Linked DNA regions of Mus musculus: regions 1, 3, 4, 5, 6 and 7 are each linked to region 2. Evidence: chromatin loops called from intact Hi-C (ENCODE). Cell type or tissue: left cerebral cortex. All regions are shown on one strand.

Evidence for each region. A loop is a pair of places that touch in the nucleus more often than their neighbours do. Peaks named below come from ENCODE experiments on the same cell type or tissue, not always from the same donor. Only the 100,000 strongest peaks of a DNase experiment are listed, where the experiment ranks them.
Region 1: it touches region 2 in a loop (2.6-fold over the local background); 10 of 42 quality-filtered maps call a loop at or near these places.
Region 3: it touches region 2 in a loop (2.7-fold over the local background); 4 of 42 quality-filtered maps call a loop at or near these places.
Region 4: a loop joins it to region 2, with 7 times the contacts of the local background. A loop is called at or near these places in 10 of 42 quality-filtered maps.
Region 5: a loop joins it to region 2, with 4 times the contacts of the local background. A loop is called at or near these places in 24 of 42 quality-filtered maps.
Region 6: a loop joins it to region 2, with 4 times the contacts of the local background. A loop is called at or near these places in 7 of 42 quality-filtered maps.
Region 7: a loop joins it to region 2, with 8 times the contacts of the local background. A loop is called at or near these places in 7 of 42 quality-filtered maps.

The regions. Positions count from the first base shown.
Region 1 is chr11:57,948,902-57,952,901 of GRCm38, forward strand. It overlaps the pseudogene Gm12245. Among named protein-coding and RNA genes, the nearest start is that of Gm33078, 39 kb to the left of the region's middle. In left cerebral cortex, a CTCF peak has its summit at 2,285 (motif pointing right); DNase peaks (open chromatin) are centred at 2,286 and 3,952.
Region 2 is chr11:58,299,217-58,303,216 of GRCm38, forward strand. It overlaps Gm39827 (a long non-coding RNA gene), which reads right to left and starts at 3,397. Exons shown (of 4, transcript XR_001780091.2): 1 at 3,327-3,397; 2 at 2,961-3,205. It overlaps n-TEctc10 (a tRNA gene), which reads right to left and starts at 3,032; the gene lies at 2,961-3,032. It overlaps n-TLcaa3 (a tRNA gene), which reads right to left and starts at 3,364; the gene lies at 3,258-3,364. In left cerebral cortex, CTCF peaks have their summits at 2,136 and 2,740 (motif pointing right); DNase peaks (open chromatin) are centred at 2,071, 2,755, 3,044 and 3,380; H3K4me3 peaks cover 2,186 bases; H3K27ac peaks cover 1,739 bases.
Region 3 is chr11:58,193,056-58,197,055 of GRCm38, forward strand. No RefSeq gene overlaps it. Among named protein-coding and RNA genes, the nearest start is that of Igtp, 4.5 kb to the right of the region's middle. In left cerebral cortex, no CTCF peak of the experiment used is centred here; DNase peaks (open chromatin) are centred at 452 and 1,905.
Region 4 is chr11:57,960,036-57,964,035 of GRCm38, forward strand. No RefSeq gene overlaps it. Among named protein-coding and RNA genes, the nearest start is that of Larp1, 47 kb to the right of the region's middle. In left cerebral cortex, a CTCF peak has its summit at 2,330; DNase peaks (open chromatin) are centred at 2,538 and 2,711; H3K4me3 peaks cover 1,298 bases; H3K27ac peaks cover 1,177 bases.
Region 5 is chr11:58,177,587-58,181,586 of GRCm38, forward strand. It overlaps Mrpl22 (mitochondrial ribosomal protein L22), which reads left to right. Exons shown (of 7, transcript NM_175001.5): 7 at 1,692-1,980. The coding sequence ends at 1,903. Among named protein-coding and RNA genes, the nearest start is that of Gm12250, 4.3 kb to the right of the region's middle. In left cerebral cortex, a CTCF peak has its summit at 2,198 (motif pointing right); DNase peaks (open chromatin) are centred at 889, 1,812 and 2,191; H3K27ac peaks cover 401 bases.
Region 6 is chr11:58,101,762-58,105,761 of GRCm38, forward strand. It overlaps Cnot8 (CCR4-NOT transcription complex, subunit 8), which reads left to right and starts at 2,209. Exons shown (of 7, transcript NM_026949.5): 1 at 2,209-2,447. In left cerebral cortex, a CTCF peak has its summit at 2,320; DNase peaks (open chromatin) are centred at 2,246 and 2,797; H3K4me3 peaks cover 2,030 bases; H3K27ac peaks cover 1,236 bases.
Region 7 is chr11:58,497,071-58,501,070 of GRCm38, forward strand. No RefSeq gene overlaps it. Among named protein-coding and RNA genes, the nearest start is that of Olfr331, 3.5 kb to the right of the region's middle. In left cerebral cortex, a CTCF peak has its summit at 2,424 (motif pointing left); a DNase peak (open chromatin) is centred at 2,429.

The DNA.
Region 1 (4,000 bases), 350 kb before region 2:
AGAGAAAGTTAGGCACAAGTCGCCTGACTTTCCTTCGGACATTTCCCCCAGGCTTCTTGTTTTCAACCTCTTCCAGATGGTGGGATTCTTCTTCACTTTGTTTGGAGGCCTTCCCACCTTTTTTGTCTTTTTTGTCTTTCTCCACAGTGAGATCCAGTATGACTTGTTTAAATTTGGATGCCATCACTCCTGGGCCTATCCTTGCCTTCTCCTCTTTCTAGAGATGCTCACCACCAGGTGCGCCGACCTGCTCAGCTCTTCCTCCTCCTGCTGCTTTCCGTGCTGCCCGGGCCGTGTGCTCTGCGCCACCAGGAACAGGTGCCTGGGGATGGCGGGCTAGAGAGAGTCAGCAGTCAGTACTCTTAACTGCTGAGTCATCTCTCCAGCCCCTGGTTGATTTTTTTTGTTTTTTGTTTTTTTTTTTTTATTGAGGCAGGATCTTGCTACTTAGCTATTAAGTTCCAAACCAGGCTACTTTTACGTAAGGCAATCCTCCTGCCTCACCTCTCAGATGCTGAAATATAAGTATAACGCATATCCTGGCTGTGTCCTGATTTTATTTTATTTTATTTTATTTTATTTTATTTTATTTTATTTTATTTTATTTTATTTTATTTTATTTTTTTGAGGATTTCTCTGTGTATCCCTGGCTGTCCTGTGTCTTAGTTAGGATTTTACTGCTGTGAACAGACACCATGACCAAGGCAACTCTTATAAGGACAACATTTAACTGGGGGCTGGCTTACAGGTTCAGAGGTTCAGTCCATTATCATCAAGGCAAGAACATGGCAGCATCCAGATAGGCATGGTGCAGGAGGAGCAGAGAGTTCTACATCCTTACCTGAAGGCTGCTAACAGAATACTGACTTTCAGGCAGCTAAAATGAGGGTCTTATAGCCCACACTCACAATGACAAGCCCACTCCAACAAGAACACACCTACTCCAGCAGGGCCACACCTTCTAATAGTGCCACTCCCTGGGCTGAGCACATACAAACCATCACATCCCGTAACTCCCTCTGTGGACCACACTGGTCTCAAGCTCACAGAGATCCACTTGGCCTCTTCCTCCCAAGTGCTGGGATTTAAGAGGTGTATCACCACTGTCCAGCATTTTTTTTTAATTTCTCATTTATATATTTTTAAAGAAAACTTGGAGTTTATTAAAATATTTACAAATTTTAGATTCTTATTACAGGTGTAAGCCGGTAGTTTATTTCTTTTTTAGTTGTTGTCAACTTGACACACGTTAGAATCATGTGGGAGGAGAAGTGAGAGACTGCTTCTGTAAGATTGGCTTCTAGACAAGTCCGTCTGCCATTTTCTTACTTAATGATTGATGTGGGAGGGCCCCACCCACTGTGCTAATGCCAACCCTGGGCAGCTGTTCCTGGGTCATATAAGAAAGCAGGCTTAGCAAGCCATGGGTGAGCAAGCCGGTAAGCAGCATTTCTCCATGACTTCTGCATCAGCTCCTGCCTCCAGGTTCCTGTCCTGAGTTCCTGCCCTGGCTTCCCTCAGTGGTAAAGAGTGACCTAAGAGTTGGAAGCTGAAATAAATCTTTCCTCCTTAAGTTGTGGTTTTATCACAGCATCAGAAGCCTAACTAAGGGGTGGGAGCTAAGAAGAGAGTATAAATACATAGTGCTGGAGTGTAAGTGTGAGAGAAGAGTCAGAAGTGGGCAGTGGTGGCACATGACTTTTATCCTAGCACTCAGGAAGCAGAGGCAGAAGGATCGCTTTATCCCTATAAGTTCTAGACTGGTCTGGTCTACGTAGCGGGCTGGAGGACAGCCAGGACTAGATAGAGTTCAGTTCTCTAAGCAGGGCAGCTCACAACCTGTAACCCCAAGGGATCTGACAGTCTCTTCTGGCCTCCTCAGTATGTGGCAGACACACACACACACACACACACACACACACACTCAGAGAGACAGACAGAGACAGACAGAGACAGAGAGACAGAGAGAGAGAGACAGAGTTAGAGAGAGAGAGTTAGAGTTAGTTCTGGGACAATTAGGGCTGCCAAGTGAGACCCTGTCTCAATGAAACAAAAACAGCCAGGCAGTGGTGGCACACACCTTTAATCCCAGCACTTGGGAGGCAGAGGCAGGTGTATTTCTGAGTTCGAGGCCAGCCTGGTCTACAGAGTGAGTTCCAGGACAGTCACCAGGACTACACAGAGAAACCCTGTCTCAAAAAAAAAAAAAACCCAAAAAGCAAAAACAAAAAACCAAAAGGCCATCTTGGCAAGCCTTGAAATATGTGCTTTATCATATATGACCAGTAGGTGGCGGCAAAGACAAGCAGATGAGCCAGCCTTTTTGACACCTAAATTTGTTTTTGCTTAGGTGAAAATTTATTCTTGCATTGTTTCCCTAAGCATTTATGCGACTAAACGTTAGGAAGCAGACAAGTGACAATAAACAATTATGTGTGTTCTCATCTCCTCTCTCCAAGTGTCATTGCTAGTTTATAAAGGAGGACACCAAGACTAGAAGTTGTCACTGCCTAAAGTCACAGCTTTAAAGTGTAATAGATGAGTTAAACATTTGGTGTGACCGGACAGAGTCTCCCAGTGTGGCCCATACTGGCCTCTAACCTGTGGCAAGCCTCCTACCTTTCCTGTGCTGGGTTTACAGCCTTGCTTCAACGCACCCCACAGAAATCTTGTGTTTGGCTTTCGCTCCTGGCTGGAGGAGAAAGCTGAGCAAGCGACAGGTTAAGTCAGGGGAGCAGGCTTCAGACTCCCTAGACTGCAACTTCTGTGGAGTGCACGGTGTGAAGCCTGTGGCAAGACATGATGTGAACTTCCTGCCACGAAGCAAGGCAGAGAGAAACCACTCGCCATTGGGGACTCCGGCTGTGTCATCTCCAGAACCAAGACTCCGACTTTAAAAGCTATCTTTGAAAGGTGTAAGAAAAGGAAGTGTAAAAAGAGGAAATAAAAAATGAAATTGAGATGGAAGTAGGGTAGGGGCGTGGCAGTGAAACAGGCCAGTAATGGCAATTCTCTGGAGGGAGTGTGTACGAATGTGGAGTTCAGCGTCACTCTTGGTAAAATGGGGAAGGGTCAGCAGCTTGAGATACACGAGACCCGTATAGAGACGTGCGGAAGGGGCCAGAGAAATAGCTCCGAGGCTACAAGAGGACCCTGGGAAAGCATAAGAAGGTGAATTCAGTTCCTGGCACCCACAGGGCTGCTCACTACCAACCGTATCTCCAGTTCCAGGGCACCGGGCACAGTCACAGTGCACATGCATACACGCAGATAAACAGCCATGCACATAAAAGACTACATAAATCTTAACAAAAATTTTAAAAGGTAGGCAATAAGAAAAAGCAACTTGCAGGGTAGGTGGCGCACACCTTTAAACTAAGCACTTGGGAGGCAGAAGCAGGCAGATTTCTGAGTTCAGGGCCAGCCTGGTCTACAGAGTGAGTTCCAGGACAGCCAGGGCTACACAGAGAAACCCTGTCTCAATAAAAAAAGAAGAAAAAAAATCTGAAAAGAAAATGGTAAGTAAGATCATTGAGATTAAAGAAGAGAATAAACAAGGGCTAGGACTGCAAGCATGAGCGGCTTCCACCTGGCTGGAGCTGTCAATCAAATGAAGCTTGGCTGCACCTCTGCAAGTGAGCACTCAAAGCCAAGCAGAGAAAGGAGGACTCGTGCTGCCCTGCCTCCTGTTGGGGTATACATGCTGAGCAGGTCTCCATGTTGGAGGTCCTGGTGTGCAGGCCCCATGACCACAGCCAGAGCAGATGCCCTCCCCCCAAGTTGCTTTAGGCTTTCACCAACGTGTGAGAAGTATAGATGTTTTGAGAAAAAGCTGGTAGGGGAGGATAGGTGGAGCCCAACAGGAGAGCGTGTGAAGTCTCCTTGTACAAGAGTGGGGGATTTCCAGACCAGAAGCTATTCCTAGAAATGAGGCCACCACACACCTGACACTGAGTGATGTCAGAGCTCCCAGCGGCACCCACTCAGGCATGAGCTATGC
Region 2 (4,000 bases):
TGGCTTCGAACTCAGAAATCCGCCTGCCTCTGCCTCCTGAGTGCTGGGATGCATGAGCCATCTTACTCAGCATATTTTTATTTTCAGTCTTGCTCTTTTCTAGGCTAGGCAGGTTGATCCCCAAAAGGGCTCTTGTATCTGAATTGCCACACTCCCTAATTTGGGAAAATTTCCACTATGATTTTTATTAAAATGTTTTTGACAATGCCTTTAGTATGAAGTTCTGCTCCTTCTCTGGCCCTGACTCTTGGATTGGTCTTTTGTGTCCATCCATCTAGCGAGCCTTGCTTATACGTCCCCGTTCTTCGACCTCACCTTCCATATGTCTGGCCTATCAGTCTTTCTATCAGTGAGGCTTCCTCACAGCACCTTATTTGATTGCATGTGTTCTTCATACCCAGTATTTCAGTTTGTTTTTTCCTAAGCATCTCCATCTCTCTGCTGAGTTCCTCTTTTATATATTGTATTGATTCGATCTGTTTTTCACTTAGCTGGTTGTGCTCTCTTGGAATTCACCCAGGTGCTTATTTACGACTTCTTTCATTTCTTTAAACATACCTATAATCTTTCTTTTTTCCTTCTCTTTCTGGGATCTCATCTATTTTGCTCTACCTAGAGATCAAAACATAGCTGCCCTGTGCTGTGTGTCACACCAGGCAGGGCTGCACTGCAGGCCCAGGGCACAAGATAAGAATAGGCAAGGTCTAGCTTAGTGGGCTATGTGGCTCTGACTGGCCTGGGACTCAAGAGGGTAGACCAGGCTGACCTCAGACTCACAGAGATCTGTCTGCTTCTGCCTTCCAAATGCTGGGACGCAGAGGCAGACGAATTTCTGAGTTCCAAACTCGGGAGGCAGAGGCAGACAAATTTCTGAGTTCGAGGCCAGCCTGGTCTACAAAGTGAGCTCCAAGACAGCCAGGGCTATACAGAGAAACCCTGTCTCAAAAAACAAAAAAAAACAAACAAACAAAAAACAAAACAAAACAAAAAAAAAGAGTACTGACTGCTCTTCCAGAAGTCCTGAGTTCAAATCCCAGCAACCACATGGCTCATAACCACCCGTAATCAGATCTGAAGACAGCTACAGTGTACTTACATATAAGAAATAGGTTTGGAGCTGGGCGTGGTGGTGCACGCCTTTAATCCCAGCACTCGGGAGGCAAAGGCAGGCGGATTTCTGAATTCGAGGCCAGCCTGGTCTACAAAGTGAGTTCCAGGACAGCCAGGGCTACACAGGGTGTCTCGAACGCCCCCACCCCCAAATTAAAAAAACAAACAAAAAATAGGTTTGGAGGTCTCAAGAAAGTGATCACATAACCCCAGGGCAAAAGTTTTACTGTTGCAAAAGGGTGCACAGCTATGTCAAAGTGAATGAGCAGGCACTCAGGGGTCTCCGCTGGCATTTTGCTGCTAACACCCAGGGGGCAGAGCTCAGCCTTGCAAGCTCACACAACTGGATAATTTAAAGCAGTGCTGCTAGTGAGCAGTCTGCCACCGTGAGCACAGAACGCTGTTCATTTCAGGACAAATCGGGAGATTTTTGGGCAAATGATATTTTTTCCGTTTTTTTTTTTTTTTAAAATGATGTTTTGGGGGCTGGAAAGATGGCTGAGAGGTTGCAGCTCTGTTTGCTAGCACAGTACCCGTGTCAGGCGGCTCACAATTACTCCAGGGGCTCATGTACTCACACCTACATACCTACACATGCGCCTGCATATACACATAATTAAAATTTATTTTAAAAAATCTAATGTATTTCCCTTGTCTTATTTAACCCTGGTAGAAAAGACATACTTCTTTCTTGGTTCATACAGTCTGGGGCACACAGAGTAGACACCACACAGACCCAGAAAGCTAGAAAAGGTGCCTAGTGAGAAATGAATGCTTCCGCTGAAAGCGTCAGAAATGACTCATACAGACTCAATCCTGTGAAGATGTCAGAGATGTTAAGGACGTAACATAGGAGGCCTGCAGACATAGCAGCTCGCTGAGAAGCGCATGCCTTCTACGCAAGAGGCTTTTGGATTTGCGCTCCAGCACCGAGGAGAGAAAAGGGGCCTGTAATTTAGAGCATATATCCCGTCTAAGTACTTCCATTTGTTCTCCATTATTTTCCACAGGCGCTGGAAATTCCTAGAATGAACAGCAGGAGCCGCTGTGGAGGGAGGGCACGGTAGGCACAGCCAGGAGGAGGTTTGATTGAAGTTTTGCACTAAAATGGCAAACGTAGGAGGAGATGCTGGTGTCCGTGTCCTTGGGTGTCTGTGTGAAGTAACAGCAGGCAACTTTCAAATGGTAGGGCAGGGAGGTGGACACCTGTGAATATCCATCTATCATCTATCTATCCATCTATCATCTACCTATTATTTGGCTTCTAATCTCCTGTTTATCAGTTAGTAACCATCTATCAATCTGTTTGTTATCTGTCAATCACCTGTTATTTATCATTTGTTAATGTTTGTCTATCAATAATCTTTCATCTGCCTACCTATTATTTATTTGTCTTTCATCTGTTTGTCTACCTGTCATCAATAAACTATTTTCTGAAAGGCAAAGAATGTGACAAAATATTGACCAGGATTGACTCTAGGTAAAGGGCACATCAGTGTTCACAGCGCGGTTTGAATTATTTCTGTTTTCTAATTAGAAAGGCAAGTGCCAGCAGAGGGAGCAAGGCCCTTCCTCAGGAGCTACTGTGAGCCCCACCCGTGGGTAGCTTTGGGAGCCGCTGGTTCTGAAGGGGCGCCAGGGGGCAGTGAGTGCTGCTTTGTGTGCTTCGGATAACACAGTATTTCAGCGTCAAAGCCTGCCTGCTGGTGTTCATAAGTGCAGTACGGTTCTCTGTTAAAACAGAGAGTTACCGAATTCGATCTCAGCTGTATTTCTTAAAGATTTAATCCGATCTTTCATAAATAATGAAACTTGGAAAGTCGGGAAACAATACAAAGCAAAACAAGTACTTCCCTGACCGGGAATCGAACCCGGGCCGCGGCGGTGAGAGCGCCGAATCCTAACCACTAGACCACCAGGGAAGAGATAGTAACAGCCCTCTGGAGGCACTAGACTAGGTGACGACAATGGTGACGAACAACTGCAGTTCCGTTTGTGAACCAGAGACTAGGCAACCAGACAACCAGGCAGCCAGATGCTGGGGACGTAACAATGCCCGAAGCTGTGAGGAATCTTGTAGGAGAAAGGTGAGTTCCTGAACGGAGGAAAATAAAAGACACTCTTAAAGAGAGGAAAAAAAGGAGTTGTGTCAGAAGTGGGATTCGAACCCACGCCTCCATTCGGAGACCAGAACACCCGTAGGTAAGGCTTGTCACCTTGAGTCTGGCGCCTTAGACCACTCGGCCATCCTGACACTTGCTGAAACTGCTCAGCTCTACTTGTCCTGGATCCTGTGATGCAGCTGGCACTGTCCCTGGTCTCGAGCGTAGGAATTGCTGGCTTCTTGCTTCGCTTGGAGAAGATCCTAGGCCAGCACCGGACAGTGAGCTCTGTGCAGTCGCTGTCTGTGAACCCCAAAACGCACTTCTGGGTGAGACGATTGCAGCACTGAGCCTATGGAGTTGCAGCCGAGTACGCACCGTAACTCTTGCTCCCATGCAAACGCACCCAGCATTCGGAGGCCAGGCTAGGGGCTCTGCGTTTACCGCTCCGAGAGACCTGAGTTCGGTGAGTATCGCTCCAGCAGCGGCTGTACGACCCTGAGTGCTTTAGCTCCCAACGGAAGGCCACGCACCGCCCTGCAGAACAGTCATGGACCCGCTTGCGGATGGCCTTCCTCTGAGATCACCCGTCCTTCCCGTTTTTTTCTCTCCCCCGCAACTTTTTTCTTCATCCTTGCCTCCCTTCTTCCTCCACTTAACTTCAACCTTCCCTTTGCCTTGGTGAACTGATGAAGGAGATAATAAATACAGATGTGCAACTGGCGAAGAAAAAAAAACCCACCAAACAAACAAAAAACCGAACAAAACAAAACAAAGCACAAAGTTAT
Region 3 (4,000 bases), 110 kb before region 2:
TTTTATTCATTTATTTTCTCTCCCTGTAGGGAGCACAAGTGTGTGCCACCATGCACTTGTCAGAGAACAACTTTGTGGAACTGTTGGGGTTTGTTTGTTTGTTTTCTGTGTGGGACTCAGGAATTGAACTCAGGTCCTCAGGCTTGGCAGCTTTTGCCCCGAGCCAGGGATCTGTCCATCATCTTTGTACCCTGAGCCTTCTCTTTGGCCTTCAAAGGGTTCTCACTGGCCAAATCCATAAAGGAGGAAAGGAAAATAAAACCAAACACAAAATAAAAAAACCAACCAACCAAAAAAAAACCTTCTGGCACCCACTGGATCCAAAATTTAAAAATATCACCCCGACAGTGGAAAATGCTGAGCCTCTTGAAGTGGCCACTGCTGCACAGGGCTCCACAAATATCCCAAAGATATGTCCACCTCAGAAAAGCACACACTCAGCATGAGCGTGTGCTTTTCTGAAATGAGGCTGGAAGAAAGCCCTGGAACAGTCTCTGGCTTGTGTCTTTCTGTCAGGAAGGAGCTGGTTGGTTGAGACTCAACAGTCACAAACATCAAAAAGGAAACCAAGCTGGCAAGTGTTAGCTTCTTTCTGGGCAGCACCAGCATTTCCAGGAAAAGAAAACTGTTTTTATGATTTCGGGACCCTCCCTAAGACTTAGAGGAGGACCCAAACTTGGGACTTCTGGGCAGCTAGACCTACAATAGAACATACGTGGATAATTCATAATCACATAGCCTCAATAATGAACAGCTGCCAAAACATAAAAACAAAACCAAACCTACAGGAAGATAAGGACCACCCAAAGCGATAGCAGGACACTAGAGGGACAAAGGTGGAAGGTGAGTTGCTGATTACTGTCCACAGGGCTGCAAAGCACCTCTAGACCTCTGGAACTAAGATACTGGATTTGAGAGTAGTTATAAGAAAGCTGTGGACAAATAGCACATACTTTGCAAGGAATGTGTTCCAAGTGGATGCACCTGTTGGTAGCTAGGCAACTGTCCGTCACCCCTGTGCTCACCCTTCCTGACCCACAGTGCATGTGGGTGGTCCAGGCTTTACTGTGGGGGGAGGGGAGGGGGAATGAAGAAAGAATAGATAACTGTCACAATTGCAGACTAGTTTGGGAGATACATTTTTTTCTGCTGTGAAATACACACATAGTAGCAGCCTGAGGTCAGTGTTACATACTAAGCCCTTATTTCCCAAGAGAAAGAAAAAGTGATTGCCCCTTAGTCTGGGAAACATGACTCTATTTGTATAGCAGGGACTAAGAGCCTGAGTCCTGGTGAGATTTCAATGCTCGATGGCAGAACAGGCTTACAAAGGCAAACAGGATAGCAGAGCACACCAGAAAGCCCTTGTTTGTGGGTTGGTTTGTTGTCTTTTGATGTTGTTGTTGTTCCTGTTCGGAAGCTTGTATTATTCACTTTTAATGGGGCCTTTATTTTTATCTTGAACACTTTTATTAGCAAATTGTTTTATTTTTAAAGATTTTATTAGCTAGGCGGTGGTGGCACACGCCTTTAATCCCAGCACTTGGGAAGCAGAGGCAGGTGGATTTCTGAGTTCGAGGCCAATATATGTGTATATGTGTGTGTGGGGGTGGGGGTGGGGGTGGGGTGGGCGGATGGGGTTTGTACCCCATGTGCCTGTGGAGGCCAGAGCCATTGGATTCTTTGGAGCTGGAGTTGTAAGTGGCTGTAAACTATAGGATGTGGGTGCTGGGAACCCAACTCCAGTGCTCCCCAAGAGACATGTTAACAGCTGAGCCATCTCTCTATCCATGACCAAATTATTTTAGAAGGTTTAAAAATATAGTGTCTCTAACTGAGTGTTTTGCATGTGTCAAGCAAAAAGTGACTAGAATGGATAGCAGCATGAATAACTCAAACACAGATGAGAAAAATCTGTCTTGGAACCTGGCACCATCTATCAGTAAGAGTAACATGGTCTATTGGTTTCTAAAAACTTCCTGTGTGGAAATTTAGATTTTGCTAATATGACATAAAGAGCCTACACCCCAGATGTGAATCTTCAAGACACTCAGAAAAGGTAGATGAACATTTAAAGATGGGGCTGTGACCAGGAGAAGCCAAGAGATGGGACTAAAAGAATATTGTGAGGGCTGGGAGAGATGGCTCTGTGGGCAAAGCACTTGCTGTACAAGTGGGCAGACCTGAGCTTGAAACCCCAGAATCTACATAAAACTTAGAAGGAATAGTGCGCTTGTCTGTAATCCTAGAGTTCCTACTGAGAGATGAAAGGCAGAGATGGGAGAGGCCATAGGAAAACCAAAGGCCGGCTAGCCTGGGGGAACAGACAGGTTAAACAACAGTGAGATCCTGTCTCAAAATTCGGTAGAGGTGAGTATGAACACCATATACACACCGTGGCACGTGTGCACCTGCTTGCGCGCACACGAACACACACAAATATATGCAGATTTAAAGATAGTACAGACTATGAAGAGCTGCTGCCATTCCCTGCTATGGACATGGCTCAGTGATTAAGAGAACTTAAGCGCACCTCACCCCACCCCCAGCCCCTCTAAAGTTGCCTGACATTCATCGCTCAGAAAAGTTGGGGCTCCTTGCTGTTCAATAAGCAGCCTCAGCCTGGTGAGGCCGAGCCTTTGCTTCTCTGGCTCATTGTCACCTTTCTTACATTTTGGCCATCCGGACAAACCTCTGAAAATGTAAATTCCATTTCAGCATGCCACACTAGCACTCATGAAGGCCATGCGGGCGAGCAGAGAACTCCTGAGTTTTGAGGGGAGGTTGAGCTCAGGAGGAAGTAGTCTGTGTCCCTTAACCCAATCTGTGTCACTTCTAGCTCCCGAAAGCCACCTGGTTACCAGCACGTAGATAAATGGAGATCTATTATTTTCAACAACAGCAACAACAAGTTTCTTTTGGCTAACTTACATCCCAAATTATTGAGAATAGGGCTAACTACTCCAAGGGGCTGTCAGGGTGTAGGGACATGTTCACCAGTTTTACTGCACACACATCTGGGTCATTATCTAATCTGAGAGTAGAAGCAGGAGGAGGAGGAGGAGGAGGAGGAGGAGAGCTCATCTTTGGACCTCACCATGAACTTTTCCCTTACTTTGAATTGGGGAGCAGCTAGCTTTATGATAACTGGGACCCTGACTCTGGCACTTTGTGAGGTGAGACGTGCAGAGAGCCACCTTTGTCCCAAGAAGAGCAGGGAATCAATGCCCTCAGAGCCACAGAGCATTTCTGTGTCACAGGGAGACAACTGGAGTATGAGTTGGGGTCAGATGTAGGAACCAGGTCAATGAGACACCAAATCTGTCTGATCTGGAGCTAAGACCTCCCTTTCTCACCTCAATCTTTGAGAGACACCAGGATCCTTTCTTTAGTTTCAAAGCAAATGACAGGTGACTTCATTAACATGGACCACCAGAAAGGGAAGGCTCTATCGAAGTCTGCCTGTATATAGGCACATGCATGCATGCATATGTGCATTATTTTCATGTGTGACACATGACCCACAGCATGTAGCTTCATGCAAACACCTGGGAGTGGGTACAGCACCCACATCCCTGGACAGTGTCAGCGATGCTCAGGACAGCAGAGCACACAGCAGAGCTGACAAGCCAGATCTTCAGTGTATGTAACACAGGGATTCACCCCTGAGCCTCTTCACATCTTGCTGAGCGAAGGCAACAAGTAAGAGGTGATGGATTTTGAGGTGACTAGTTCCTGTACTTCTGTGGGGAGATGATGTACAAACATAGCTCCTATGAGGTTAACCATGTCCAGGAGGGTACATAGTCCTGGTCCCGGGATGAAACTCTAACTCCAGACTGCCCCAGCTGGGAGCCGAGTTCTGGGTAAATGGCTTCTTCAAGAACAGGCTACATGTGCTCTGCATACCCTGTGTCCACACGCTGCATCTGCTGAGTCCCTTTGCCATGGACTTTTATCTGGTGTCCAGTCCATAAATACACGCTGCCGTGCCAGCCAG
Region 4 (4,000 bases), 340 kb before region 2:
CCTCAGAGATTTGGCCATGTGTCTTCTGGCTGTGTGCCTCTTTGTGCACATGACTTGAAAAGGCTGAGGCAGCTGAGGGGCCCTTAGATTAAGCTTCAAGAACTTATCTATAAACACACACACACCAAATTTTGCTTTGTGTTTGTTTGTTTATTTTTGGAGACAGTGTCTCGCTGTGTAGTCCTGCCATGGGCCACCACTGCCCAGGTTTATGGGGTTTTTTTGTTTTTGTTTTTTTGGTTTTGTTTTTGAGGCAGAGTCCTGGTGCTCAGGCCACGTTGGCCTTTAACCAAATACTCTCTTGCCTTAGGCTCTGGAGCACAGGGGTCTTTCAGTGTCACAACCAACTATATTCATGCATTCACTCTTTCTTTCTCAGTGTCTCATCAGATAGCCATGTTGGCCCCCAACTCACTATGCAAACCAAGAGATCTGACTGCCTCTGCCTCCTAAATGTTGGAATTAAAGGCATGGACCTCCACACCCATCCAGGATGTTTTATTTACAAAAATGATATCATGCTGGACATGGTGACAAACTTCTTTAGAATTCCTGCACTTGGGAGGCAAAGGCAGGAGGATTTCTGAGTTCGAGGCCAGCCTGGTCTCCTTCAGAAACTCCAGGACAGTCAGGGCTAGAGAGAGAGAGAGAGAGACAGACAGACAGAGAGAGAGAGAGAGAGAGACTCCATCTTAAATATATAATCACATAAGCACAAATCCTACAGCTTAAAAATGGAATTACTTTAGCCCAACACTCTAACCCTTTTTATTTTTTTTTTCCCCCACTGAGCCAAGAAAGCCATTTATAGCACAGTGCACAGCTATGGGCCAGAGACAGCCAGCAGGCTCAAATGCTGACCTCAGGAATCCACTGTGAGTCGGAGGGTGATTGTGAAAGTGTGAAAACGGTGTAGGAAGTTTCCTGGCATGAGGAGGGGCTCAGAGAAACTGGGTTAGGAACTGGGGAAGTAGCTTGGGTGGAACACTCTGAGAAGTCAAGCATCATCAAATGCAGGTAGATCTTCAGCGCAAAGGCTAGGGAGGGAGATTGCACGAGGGGCTGAGTTCAATCCCCAGTTCAATGATGGGGCCCACTGCGAAAGCAGAGAAGAGGGCAAGGCGCCTACGGACCCGACTGCTCGTTACTGGATGTATCACATGGGTAGGCGCAGTTATCCATCGGCCTCCTGCCTCCCCTTAGTAAGGTAAGGGCTCTGAGGCTGACATATGCATGCTGAGTGCTTTGGGCAAAACATGTGTACCTTCCTGCTCCTCCAAAGCTGGGAGGGCCTGTGTCCTCATCCTCCACGGAAGACTGCCAAAATGAGCCAAGAAAACAGCAAACTGGCATCAAGCCTGTAATCCCTGATGGGTGCTGGTGCACACCTGTACTCCCAGCACTCAGGGGGGCAGAAGCAAGCAGATCTCAGTTCAAGGCCAGCCTGGTCTACAGAGCCAGTTCCCGGAAAGCCAGGGCTACACAAACTCAAAAACAAACACAAACCTGTAATCCCAGCACTGGAGAGGAGACTAGAGTGTTAGAATTCAAGGTCATCTTCAGCTACAAGGTGAAAGCCCCCAGCCGATATAAAAATATGAGACCCTGTCTTAAATAAATAAATAAATAAATAAATAAATAAATAAATAAGGGGCTGGAGAGATGACTCAGCAGGTAAGAGCGCTGGCTGCTCTTCCAGAGGACCAGGGTTCAGTTCCCAGAACCCATATAAGTAGTTCACATCCATCTTTAACTCCAGCTCAGCAGAATTCCGTGCTTTTTTCTGATCTCTGCAGGCACCACACATGCACACATGCAAGGGACACATACAAATATATCCAAACAAAACACCGATGATAATGATGATGGTGATGATGGTGATGATTTAATACCAATACTTGAGAGACAGAACTCACAAAAGGTCTCTGCGAGTTCGAGGTCAGCCAAGGCTACACAAAGAAACCTTGTCTGGAAAAAAAAATCAATAACTAGATTCACAAAACGCTATGGTTCCTAGATACATTTTCATCTTTTTGTTATTATTATTTTTTTAACTCATATTACAATGTAGCCCAACCTGGCCTCAAATTCCCAGCAATCTTCCTGCCTCTGCCCTGTAGACCAAACTGTCCCTACTGAAGGCATACACCTGGCCTTAAGGATTTTGTTTGTTTGCTTTTAATTTTCCTACTTTATATTTCATTTTGAGGCAGGGTCTCTAGCTAACCTGGAACTGTGTAGACCAGGCTGTTCTCAAACCCATTCATCTACATTACAAAAAAATTTCTGTGAAAACTTCGCCAGTGCCTTCCAGATTCAGCCAGGAGGCAGATCTGTTTGGCTTTCAGTTCCCATCTGTGGTGCGCAGGGTAAACCGTCTCGGCCTGTCCGCCCGCCCCTGGGAACCCGGCTGAGTCTACCCTTCTCTAGACTCAGGCTCAGGCCAGATTCCCCAGGCCTCTGCAGCGGATGATTATCCAAGCAGGCCCAATCCACCCTGACAAAGGCAGTGCGGCTGGGGGGTGTGGCCACGGGCGGCGCGTGCACACGGCGGGGATGCGGATGAATGTAGATGAATGTAGATGAGGTGTGGTACCCAGCACCCCTGCAGCTCTCTTCGTGCCCTCTCTCTAGGTTTTCCTGCCTAGGTTAGCTTCCTGATCTAGGAGTCCTGTTGTCCTTCCTCCCCTACTCCCCGTGCCCTCTGGTTTCGCTTTCGTTCCTTCGGTTCTCCACCCCTATCCCCAATCCTCGGCTCGGGCTGAGTCATCGCTCTCTAGCCCCAGAGAGCGGCTAGCAGAGCGGGAAATTCAGCGGGGGCTCAGTCACAGCATTGTCCTGGGGCTGGCCATCGCCCCGACTCGCCCCTGCTAAGGCTGCTTTAATATGTTCTCTGGAAGATCTCCTACGCAGGATGGATCTACCAGAGTGCAAACGGAACGTGAGCGGTTGTCCAGGACAGGCATTGCACCTAGGAAGCTCATGGACACATACGGTCTGCACCTCATCTTTGCTCCATACAGTGTGACCAGTTGCCAGTATTAACATATATTTAGTAGAGAAAATTACATTCCCAATTCCAATAAAGGTAGCCTGTTTTCGGTTTCGCTCCGCACCCCCTGGAGTGGGGGGCGTGTTCACCTCCCAAGTGCTGGGATTACAGGACTGTGCCATCACGCGGGGCTGCCTCCTTTCCTATATAAATTGAAGACAAAAATGGGTGGCAGAAATTGATGAGGGGAGTTACAGTGAGCCCCAATTGTGAAATAGTTTGGTTCCATAATTAACCTAGAGGACAGAACAGTTTCAGGTGTATTTCTAGAAGAGGGTAGGGAGCCAGCACGAGGTAGCTGCTTCCCACACTTTTCCTTGCAGTAGCAGTGGAGACAAGACTGAGAAAGACGAAAGAAGGGCGCGTAAACTGACCATCGATGTGGCCGTCACTGGCTGGTTCATGATCATCATCTCCGGATCCAGACTGTGGTCTCAGGGCTGCACAGACAATGGCTGTTTTACTTGGCATTGGATGTGGAACCCTTCTCATCTTGGAAGAAGCAGGTGCTGAGGTAGTAGGGTGGGGTGGTTTCCAGCCTCCAAATGCTGAAGTTGTGCAGTGCGGCCTTAGACTAGGGTGGTGAGGCCCTGGGTTCCTGGACTCTGGTGCAGAGTGGCTGGCCCGGGGTGGGGGGTGGGGAGGTGGAGGGTGTGTCCTGGCATGAAGAGCCAGCCAACTCTACCCTCTGCCTATTCTCACCCATTCAACTGGAAACAAAGTGAATTATTTCAGAGAAATAATAAGACTGAACAGGTGTCTCCTGGTAGGATCTTTTTTTTTTTTCTTTTTTTGTTTTGTTTTTTCGAAACAGGGTTTCTCTGTGTAGTCCTGGCTGTCCTGGAACTCACTTTGTAGACCAGGCTGGCCTCGAACTCAGAAATCCGCCTGCCTCTGCCTCCCAAGTGCTGGGATTAAAGGTGGCGTGCGCCACCACGTCCGGCATCT
Region 5 (4,000 bases), 120 kb before region 2:
TGCCAACACCTAGGAGACAGAAGCAGATGACTCTCTGTGAGTTCAAGGCCAGTCTGGTCTGTAGAGCAAGTTCTAGGACAGCTAGAGTTACATAGATTATTGGGGGCAGAGGGGTGGTGGACAGAAAAGATAGATGAATTATCAAGTGGAAGGAGGTGAATAAAGGTTCACATGTAAACTTTAAGGGTCATTTTTGTTTTATTTTATGAGTATGAGTGCTCTATCTGCATGTATACCTGCAGGTCAGAAGAGGGCATCAGACTCCATTATAGTTAGCTATGAGCCACCACATGGTTACTGGGCATTGAACTCAGGACCCCTGGAAGAGCAGCCAGTGTTCTTAACTTCTGAGCCATTGCTCTAGCTCCTAAAGGTCGTTTTTATAATGTGCCTTTGTCATAAGAATGACTGAAATGGAGCCTTCTAGTAATCAGGCTGAAAGACCTGCTGGTCTGTACAAGAGAGAGAAACACAGGCAGACCAAACCCACTGAATCATCCAATCAATGACTGAGCAAATGAATCACATAGTTCTTAAGAGAATAATATAAAATATATGTAAACAAGTTCAACATCCTTAGTCAGGTCGGGCAGTGGGAGCCTTAAACACTCAGAAACTGACTAGGCCGAGCACCTGGTACAGCCGCACCATCCTGAGCACACACCCCAGTCAGCATGCCATAGACACCCACACAGCCATGTGACTGGGGCACTGTGGAGACTATCCAAGGTAGTACATATGCCCAGGCCACCGTGTGCGCCATAGGTGGGGTCAGAAGACAGTTCTGCAGAGTCACATCTCTTCGCACCTTTATGTGGATTCTAAGGGCAACCTCATGTTGTCAGGCTTGCATGGCCACTGCTTTCTGTACTGAGCTGTTTGCGGTCCCGTCCCTGCCTTGTCTGCCTGGGTGCTGGAATGGAGTTTTCCTTTGCCTGTAGGACCATATGTAACCTGCCCCCGTGCTCATCTCTTGTTTGTGTGCCTCTTACATATGCTCAGTGTCAGTGTGCCCCAGCATCTGCCTAAGCAAGCCGAGCGTGCTTGCGTCAGGAGCAGGGATGGGGGAGACTCTGGTCTCAGGTCAGGTTTCTCTCTCTCTGGGATGACTCTTTTATTTTTATTTCTGAGGCTTAATGCCATGTGGCGCATGCCTTTAATCCCAGCACTCTGGAGGCAGAGGCAGCCTGGTTCTACAGAGTGAGTTCCAGGACAGCTAGGGCTATACAGAGAAACCCTGTCTCGAAAAACCAAAAAAAAAAAAAAAAAAAAAAAAAGACTGGTCTCAAACTTGCTGTATAGCTAAGGATGATTTTGAAGTCCTGATTCTCCTGCCTCTGCTTCCTGGATTACGCACCAGTACCACACCTACTCTCGGGGCTGCCTCTTGGCATCTCTTCCATCCTATCAATCTGTGACTTGTTTGATTCATGAAACTTGCCATTAATTGAAGCTATTTTCTGTCTTTCTGTCCAACGTAATCTGGCAGTGGGTCCATGCCTCCTCTAGAGCAGTGCATGGTTCCTGGTTAGTGCTCAAGAGACTTGTGTTTGAGAGGACTGTGTGCTTGCCAACCACCAAGCTCCTGCACGCTTATGATCTACTAAAAGATGGGTCAGAACCTATCAGCTGGTACAGATGCAGTCCTATGGATAGCAGGCATTTCCCATAATTCTCTTTCCTTCCTCTAGCTGAGTCTACCTCAGGCCGAGGCCAGTGCCTGAAGCGCATCCGTTACCATGGCCGAGGTCGCTTTGGCATTATGGAGAAGGTCTATTGCCACTATTTTGTAAAGCTGGTGGAAGGACCCCCTCCCCCACCCGAAGTACCCAAGACAGCAGTTGACCACGCCAAGGACTATATTCAGCAGCTTCGCAGCCGGACCATCATCCATACTCTATGAGATCTGTGCAGGTCATCCTGGCTCCACGGTGTATATAGCTTATGTTTATTTTAAAAAGTAAAAACAAGTGATTTTTATCTGTTTCATTGAATTATTGAAGTGTAGTGTATAACTGCAAAGTTTCGTGTGTGTGTGTGTGTGTGTGTGTGTGTGTGTGTGTGTATGTGTGTGTGTGTTGGGCGGTGGGGGCAGTATGTATCCTGGTGTGCATGTGCAGAGGCCAGAGGATTTTTCAAGAGGACTTGAAGCAGCCTTACCACTGCATTCTAAAACTAGACAGTAGGTGGCGCTCTTCTGCCAGCAACAATCAGTTACCAAAGTACTACTGTGACTCATAGATTCCTCCCTCCCTCCCTGAAAAATGGCATTGGAGTTTTGATGTGGATTGCTTGAATCTCTATGTTACTCATACTAGGAACACTTTAACCAAAATCCTCAACTCCAGGCTCTTCCTTTCTTTGTTGTTGTTGTGTTTGTTTGTTCTTTTGGATTTTTGAGACAGGATTTCTTGGGGTAGCCCTGGCTTTTCCTGGAACTTGCCACACTTCTTAATCCTTTAAAACAGTTCAACTAGCTGGGGGCCGAATAATGTAATCTATGAGCCTATGGGGACATTCTTTTGTTTTATTTTTTTTTAAAGATTTATTTATTTATTACATATAAGTACACTGTAGCCGTCTTCAGACACTCCAGACGAGGGCGCCAGATCTCGTTACAGATGGTTGTGAGCCACCATGTGGTTGCTGGGATTTGAACTCAGGACCTTTGGAAGAGCAGTCAGTGCTCTTAACCGCTGAGCCATCTCTCCAGCCTATGGAGACATTCTTATTCAAACTACCACAGTTTTTTTTTTTTTTCCATTTAGTGTTGTTATTTTATGTGTGTGACTGTTTTGTCTGTATATGTGTCTGTACACTATGTGCATCGTTTGCAGACACCAGAAGAGGACTTCAAATCTCCTAGAACTGGAGTTACAAATGGGGGTCGGCTATCCTGTGTGTGCTGGGAATTGAACCTGGGTCCTCCTCAAGAGCAGCCAGTGCTCTTAACTGCTGTGCTTTCTCTCCAGCCTGCACATTCTTTTTTTTTTTTTTTTTTTTTTTTTTTTTGGGTTTTCAAGACAGGGTTTCTCTGTATAGCCCTGGCTGTCCTGGAACTCACTTTGTAGACCAGGCTGGCCTCGAACTCAGAAATCCGCCTGCCTCTGCCTCCCGAGTGCTGGGATTAAAGGCGTGCGCCACCACGCCCGGCCAGCCTGCACATTCTTGACAAAGGTGCGAGAAACAAGGAGAGATGACAAGCAGGGTGTGCGTATGCACACACAGAAGAATAAAATGCCCGTCTCTCTGCCTCTGCAAACCGCAGCTCGGAATGGGTCAAAGACCCAAGTACAGCTAGAAATGGGGAGAAGGAAAAAACAAAGTTCAAGACACTGGTGAAGAGGCTGCACATGGCTTCTGTCTAGCTAATAGCATCCAGGCAGCAGAGGCTGCTGGCTGAGCAGAATCTCCAACGAGAGCAAAGGGCAGGATCCACATCCACAGGAGCTGAACGGAATCCAGTTTCAGCCTATTGAGGAACTGATTACCTTAATCCCAGCACTCAGGAGGCAGAGGCAAGTGGGCCTCTGTGAGGCTGAGGCCAGCCTGATCTGCATAGTGAGTTCTAGGCTAACCAGGGCTACACAGTGAGACTCTACCTGAAAAGCAAAACAAAAACCCCAATGTTTAAAATAAGCAGATGATGTGAGTATCCCTTTGGGAAAACAAGAAATGCCAGTAGCCCAGGGGTAGATGAGAACCAGTGCTGGGGGCTTTCAGAAAGGCTCCAGGGTGGGCTGACCGGTTCTGAGGCTCTCTGAGAAACTGCCTGGCCTGTGTGAGGTCTTGGTAAAGGGTGGGGTTTGCTTTGTTTTGTTTTATGATTTCAAAGTTACTTTTGTTGAAGGGTTTGCCCATTTTGTCTCCAAGTTTGCCAGCATGCATCTATGTGAATATCCTGTGTTTGCAGTAGTCGGGAGAATGCAACACACCCTTCCTTCAAAAGACCTGTGTATCCTCATCCCCAGAATACCGAATGCCCTAGGAATGTGCAGGG
Region 6 (4,000 bases), 200 kb before region 2:
GTTTACAGCATTTTAGGGGTTGTAAATTTAGGCACTTATTACTTATTACTAATAATTACTTATTACTAATCTGGATATATTTATATGTTTATGTCCCAAATACTTCAATTCAAATGTATTTTAGATATTATTTTCTTACATATAATGTGCTTTTCCTTAAGATTTATTTGTTTGTTGCTTGCCACCAATAAGTTTATTGGTGTGTCTTTAGACACACCAGAAGGCGGCATCAGATCCCATTACAGATGGTTGTGAGCCACCATGTGGTTGCTGGGAATCGAACTCAGGACCTTTGGAAGAGCAGCCAGTGCTCTTTAACTGCTCTCCAGTTCCTATTGAACTTTTTTTTTTCAAGGCATACCTTTGTTTAGAACTGGGGGGGTGGGGACAATAGTAATAGGTTATTTTTCTGCCGCTGGGAAGGAGGAGTAGGAGGGGGAGAAGGAAAAGGAAAAGAAGGAGGAGGAGGAGGAGAGAGACAAAAATGTCTGGACTATATAGGGAGGAGCCTGTGGGGAAGGGCAGCCCAGCCCCTTGGCTGGAAAGTTCAGGGTTGGAGGCAGGGTATGCCAGGTAGGGACTGAGGGATGCTGGGAGAACCTGGTGGCCAGGTCTGCTTTGGCGTGTAAAATACGCACCTCAGTCCCTTGTCCCAGCATCCAAAACCAAATATTTAGGAATCCAGGCTGCCCATGGAGAGGCACCATTCAGCTCTTAAAAAGATCCATGTTATAACCATGCTTCTCTGTATTTTCAAAACTATGCTTTTCCAGTTGAAGAAATGTGTTCAAACTTTAGTTTCTCTTGTTTGCAGTTTGAAAGCCATTGTTTAAAGTGTAGACACTCCCCTCCAGTCCCTCCAGAAATACAATTAGTGTCTGTGAGAAGCTCTAGGTGAAGGGTGTGTGTGGGGGGGAAGCCAGGTGTTTCCTGTTCAACTCTTTCAGAGCACACCAGGCCTATTGGTGGCAAGAACCCCCCCTCCCCCCAAATTCCATGCTTCTCACATGACTAGCACATGCTAGGTCCACCCTCTCCTGAAGGACTCAACGGCTGCTCCTCACATGACTAGCACATGCTAGGTCCACCCTCTCCTGAATCGAATCACAGAACAGAGCAAGGACATGCACTGAACAGACTGAGGGAAGGCAGTGTCTACCTAGCCTAGACAACCCGAACACCTCAAAAGAGGCCAGCCCTGCAGCTAGTCCCATCAACATTGTTGCAGGGAATCCACCGCAGCTACAGTTACTGACTGCCCAGGCCTGGTTCTTTGTGGTGACGGTTGTGGCTTGGTCTAGGGTTTCATCCTCATCACAGTCTTGTGTCTCTATTTACAGATCCTGGAGAGAAACAACAAAGGCTGGGCTTCAGAAACTGTCCCTGACATCGTTACCCCAGAAGCTGGCTGTGCGATTTCACAGTTTGAAAGGCTAGCTCTCATTTAGTCAGTAAGTCCTATTTTGGGGATTTCTTCTGGAATAAAAGTTTAAAATGAAAAGGGCAAAGTGACTGGGAGACGGGATGTCAGAAGGGGGACACCTGCTGTATGCTTACCTACGGCCCCTAGGAGAGGAAGCACCAGGGGAGGGGAGGCGCTCTTCGGAGGTCTTAGTCTTCTTGCCCCGTGGGAAAGCACGAGGTGGCGATACATCCCAGCATGGCCTCGCTACCAGCGAACCCCCTACTCTCCCTGACTGGCCCCTCTCTCTCTGCACTGACCCACAGTGATACCAGGGACACAGCGGACAGCACAGGCCCCGGAGCAGCGCTGCTTAGGCCGTCCAGGTTCTGGGAGGCAGTGCTCAGCTGACCTCATTCATGACTCGGTTTGGTGGCGCTCTCCCACCCCTACCTAATGGTCATCCAGAAGGGGTTCTGTGAATAGATGGTCAGTGAATGAGGGGTTCAGGTTGCAGTAATCGAGGGTCAGGACACCCCATGTGCCCTGCATCATCACCTACAACCAACAGTCGTAATATGCTCTGATGTTAGGAAGTGGGGCCAGTTCTAGATCCCGTCCTTTCCCGAGGCGCGACTCATGATACTCCAGAACCTAGGCGGGGACCAAGTTTACACTGCTAGACGCCGTTTGAGGCCTCAGGGCAAACCTCGTTTTACGCACGCGCCCTCCGCCAAACCCAACTTTCTCGCTCTGCGCCTGCGCAGGGAGGCGGGGCGTAGGTATCTGAGCGCGCACGGGGGGACGGAGCCGAGACCGGCGGGACCGCGCACGCCTGGAGTGACGCGGAGAGTAGGCGAGTCGGGAGGGCGGACGGGTAGAGTGGTGCAACCTCTTGGTTTGGTGCCCATCGTCGGCCGCTCTGGGCGCCAGGACTCACGTCTCCCTGTCGAGCTGGGTTTCTGGAGCGGATCCGGGGCAAGAGGGAGGAGAGCTCGGGGTCAAGGGCCGCTGCCGCCCGCACTCGGCGGGGCCGCCAGCCAGGGTAAGCAGGTTAGGTTGCTTACGGTAGGAGCAGGAGGCGGAAGTGCCTCCGTGGCGACCCATCCTACACACGGGAACACTGAGGCACAGAGGCTACGGGGCTCTCGGTCCCCGGAGTCCAGCCTGGAGGCCTAAGGAATGGTGGGGGAGGCAAGAGGCCGCTCTGCTTGGCTCTTGGGGTGCTGCAGCTTTGCGTGGCAGGGCCGCCGTCGCGGAGCCAGCAAGCTGGATGGGGTGCCGTCTAAGTCCAGGGCTGTGGCCTGGAACGCTCCAGAGGGGACCTGTTGCCATTTCTTCTAACGGGCCGCTGCTTCCTCCTGCGCCCGTCTTGCACTGCTAAAGCCTTTTGTTTAGTCTTCTGGAACAGGGAAGTGAAGCTGATTGTCTCCCAGACGCTCTGGCGCAAACAAAAGCCGACGACGAGCAGGAGACACTCAGTGGAACTGAGTTCTGCACGGCTAGCAGGGAGAGCGTGGTTTCGTGCGTTCGCACTCCTCGCTCTTCAGAGCCCACCTGGGTGCACAGACACCCTGCTCCCAAGTTTGGATAATCAGGAGCGGTCACAACAGATTGCTTGGCAGCCTAGGGTGTGTGTGTGTGTGTGTCAGTGTTTTTGTGTCTGTGTGTGTGAGAACACAGGGCAGTGTGTGTGTGTGTGTGTGTGTGTGTGTGAGAACCCCTTTCTTTCCCTTTGTAGTTTCAAATGTAGCTTGGTTTGGGGATCGAGTTTTAAAGCCAGCCTGTGAGGCAAACATTGCATGGGATCAAAATTTTCCTTTAAGGGAGAGATCGCACAGCTGTTGATACACTCAACCCTCTCCCCCTCACACTCATAAAAATAAATCTTTAAGGGAGAACGCAGCCTCAACCTCCGAACCTTCCTGAAGAATTTTGAAGGATAATTTTTTTAGGGTTTAATGTTTATTAATGTATGAATTTATAATTAATATCACGAGTGTGTTGGTGGAAAAAATAGGCCGAAAAGGCGTCAACATTCTCAGGGGCTGGAGTTACAGGCATTTGTGAGCCAATTCACATGGGTGCTGGAAACCAAACTCTGGTCTTCTGGAAGAGCAGCAAGTGCTCTCAACTGCTAAGCCATCACTCCAGCCCCATTCTTCTTTAAGCTATTATTATTGTTATTGTTATTATTTATTGTGTGTACACAAGTGCCAAGTTGTCCATGTGGAAGTCATATTTGGGGTTTATGTTCTTTTCTTCTATCAAGTGAGTCTGGGGCTCAAAACTTAAGTTGTTCTCAGCTTGGCAGCAAGTACTGGTTGCATACCTCCAAGCTGCCTCCCTGGTCAGTTTAGTTTGCTTTCTTTCCTTCTAAAAACAGGGTCTCAGCTGGCGATGGTGCTGCACGCCTCTAATCCCAGCACTTGGAGGTTGAAGCAGTTAGATCTCTGAGTCCAAGGCCAGTTTGGTGTGCACAGCCTGGGCTACATAGAAAAACCTGTCTCAAGGGCGCACACCTTTAATCCCAGCACTCAGGAGGCAGAGGCAGGCGGGTTTCTGAGTTCGAGGCCAGCCTGGTCTACAGAGTGAGTT
Region 7 (4,000 bases), 200 kb after region 2:
TATCTATACAAAACTTTACTAATAACTTTGTCAGAAAAATTATGGTTTTTAACTCTCCATGAATCTGTAGAGCTGGTGACAGATGATGAATGCTTAGCCAAATAATTACTCCTAATGGATATGCATGTAAACATTCCCTGTTGTAAACTTATTTGATTTATGATTTGTATTTATGTGTCAACTTGTGATGAGTTTTTTTTTTTTCCCGTGTGATCATGTATTCTGAAAGACGTATAAGTGCTGAGGACAAAGAGCAGAGACGGGCCCTTTCCCCTTTTCCTTAGAGGACTTTCATAAGAAACATTAGCATTTAGAAATAAAAGCTAAAGCCACTTTTCTTTTCTTTTTTTTTTTAAATTTAATTTTATTTTTATGAGGTATTTTCCTCATTTACATTTTTAATGCTATCCCAAAAGTCCGCCATACCCACCCCCCCAATCCACTACCCACCCACTCCCCCGTTTTGGCCCTGGCGTTCCCCTGTACTGGGGCATATACAGTTTGCAAGTCCAATGGGCCTCTCTTTGCAGTGATGGCCGACTAGGCCATCTTTTGATACATATGCAGCTAGAGTCAAGAGCTCCGGGGTACTGGTTAGTTCATAATGTTGTTCTACCTACAGGGTTGCAGTTCCCTTTAGCTCCTTGAGTAATTTCTCTAGCTCCTCCATTGGGGGCCGTGTGACCCATCCAATAGCTGACTGTGATCATCCACTTCTGTGTTTGCTAGGCCCCGGCATAGTCTCACAAGAGACAGCTATATCTGGGTCCTTTCAGCAAAATCTTGCTAGTGTATGCAATGGTGTCAGCGTTTGGGAGCTGATTATGGGATGGATCCCTGCATATGGCAATCAAAAGCCACTTTTCAATATGTCCCCCTTTCTTCCTGCAACTTCAAGTGGTAGGCTGGGAGTTAGAGCAGAGACAGAGTTCCTGCAGAGATAGAACAGAGGCTGCATTTCTTAAACCCCCCCCCCCCTCCCGCGCCCCTCTGTTTTACTATGAGGTGTTAAGCCAGAGACTGCAGCTTCTGACCTCAGGAGCAACTCAGACAGGCAGGTCAGCTACAGAAGCAAAGCCCTTTAGGCTGAAGACAGGTGAATGTTTTATTATCAAACAGCAGCTCTAAATATCCCTTAAGACCAAGTCTTACTCCTGCCGATGCTCTCCCACGTATGCTTAACTTTCAAGAGAAAACCAAGAGAGAAGTGCCGGGGATGCCCCCACTGCACCCCACCCCCACTCTGGTACCCAAATGCTGAGTAAGTCTGACAGATGAAACTAAGGAGTGATAACCAGCCATGTGGCAGACAGACTAGTTTAAACAGGTTAATTAAGTTAGGAGCTATCTGGAGAACAAAAGCCTAGGCATTTATTGATAAAATATGAGACTCTGAGTTATTCGGGAATTGGGGCATGGATGGAAAAGCCCTCAGCTACAAATGGTATAAAAATGTAAGTTTTTTTTTTTTTTAAATCCAAGCTTAGAACCTGAGAAAAAGCCCTGGGTGGAAAGGCAGGGAACAGGCATTTCCCAGAGCCAAAAGTAGTTTTCTAAGGTGGGGTGGAGTGGGGTGGTGGTGGGCATGGGGGGTTGGAGTGGGAAGGCTAAATCCCTTCAAGAGAGAGCAAACCAAAAGCCACAGTGCATGTCAGAGGCAAGAGTCTTTTAAGAGGAGGACCATTAGTTAACTCAGCTGGCATGGTGTTGGAGCCATGCCTCAGTTTCTCGTGGCATGGAGTTTTAGCGCATTTCCCAGGCAGGGCGTTGAGACTGAGCCGCCTGGGCCAATTAGCCTGAGGAAAAAGCCTGCAATGACCGGGAGCCACAACAGGCAGTGGCATACTGTGGCCTGAAACCACCTTCCCAGAATGGGCAGAGGTTGGAGACAGGCCCAGCCCGATGTGGCAGGTCATGTGAGCCCGGTACTACTGGCTGGTGAAAACCTGCAGCCCTCTGGAGTTGGGGAGAGAGGGGTTCTGACCAGAGTGGGGCAGAGCCTGGGTCGGCAGCCTGCTTGAGTAGCTGAGAGACTTGGCAGAAGCCCGCTATAGAAATGTAGAAATGATGGGAAAAGCTGAGAAGTCAGAAGATTTGACGTGACACTTGGGGACTCCTTAAGGACAAAGTTAGAAATTAAAAAGAAAAATACTTTCTGTATTTAAAAAAATGGAAAACTCGATGACACCATGCAAACGGGTCCCATATAATTTTGCTACAATTATCAGCATAAAAAAAATCATATGTAAAATAATGATTGCAATTTTATATATCTTTCTTAGGAGATCAGAATAAAGCAAACTTAGAGAAGGAAAAGACTGAAAAATTAAATACTGAAATGGAGGCAATAGAAAAGAGATTGGAAAATCATGACTCAGAACGAAGGCTCTTCAGGGGAATCCAATCCGGAGTCTATGGCACCACCTTGTGATGAAATTACAAAATGTCAGTCTATAGAAATGCTAAATGAAGAGGCTCCAGCTATAAACCAACATAATCAGACTAGACGTATGGATATTGTCAAGGATCAGTTACTAAATGAGGGTCTGTATGCTGAGCTAAGAACATACATTATATTTAATGAAGTCCCTTTAGTGCAATGCCATACAATAGCTTATGTGTTTCATTTTGTAGAGTTTGAAAATTTAAAATTTCGTACAGCTGATGCACATTCAGAGTTCCAAGGGGCTTCTGCCTTGAACTCTGAAAAGTATGATTTTCAGAAGTGAGTATGACTTTCACCTCTAAAAGAAATATTGCACATTTCTTTTAGAGGTGATGGCTATCTTGGAGATGCCTTTAAAGACTGAAGCTGATAATGCTTCAAAATATGTATCCATCAGAATTCAACAACTTTTTAGACATTATGTCATAGAACATCTTACAGATGTATTTTACAATCCTCCAGGTCAATCAAATGTAAAAAGATCAACTACACTTTACAGGAAATGCTCATAGAACAGAAGTGATCTCCCAGAGATAGATTAAATTATTGACTTTAACAATTTTAAATGTCAACGAGACGGTTGCTAAAATGCACTGGGTTTTTGAAAGGACTGATGATTAGATCTGCTTGCCTTAACTTCAGAATGGAAGGAGGGAAATGTGTTGTGGAAGAGGTTTGGCCCTTGTTTTCACAAGAGAAAGAAACTATGTATTGCATCAAAATTAATAAAGATTAGACTTGAGTGGGGAGACCTTCTGAAAATCTTGGCAGCAGACATGAGGGAAGAAATCAAGAACAACAAAACAGGTAAAGTATATGCTGATCCATCTACATGGGAACAGCTCTGAGATTGCTGAGACATGAAAGTGTCTCTGTATAGCAAATAAATATAGTACAGAACCCTCAAGACTTAGCATGCCAGCCTTTCCTATGGCGTGGATGGAAAGTTTTATTACAGATTGGACATATTGTCCAAATGGACTTATAAGGTTTGATTTATTTTTCCTGCTTGAACACAGAGCAAAGAATAACCTTTAGATGATTTGTGCACACTGCATGTCACATACATAATGCAGAAATATATGTTACATTTGAAAGTTTATATGTTTGCAGAGTAAAGGATCAGACACCAAAGAAAACAAGACACAAAGCCCAGGTGATCCGACCTTACAAACTGCCTCAAATGCTGTTTCCTCAAGAATCTGCATCAAGGACAACGTTAGTTAATACAGCTAGCTAGCTATTCCAGCATCAGAAACTGCTCCACTCAGGACTTCAACACTATACTTTACCAGCACAGAGAGACTAAACAGCAAATGATGCAGTTAGTTCTAGGACTTGGCCAATATCCCAGTTTTCTTAGGGCCCCCCCAAAAGATCATCACCCTCAGGAAGCAATTTTAAGAGAACAATGCCCGAATGATTTATGACTTGTTTGTGCTTTGTAACAATCCATGAGACTTTGGAAGATGTCATTGGGAGAAACCTGAACCCATGTTCCTGAGCCATGGTCATTCATATTTGGCTCAAGAATAGGTGATTCCTCATTTACTT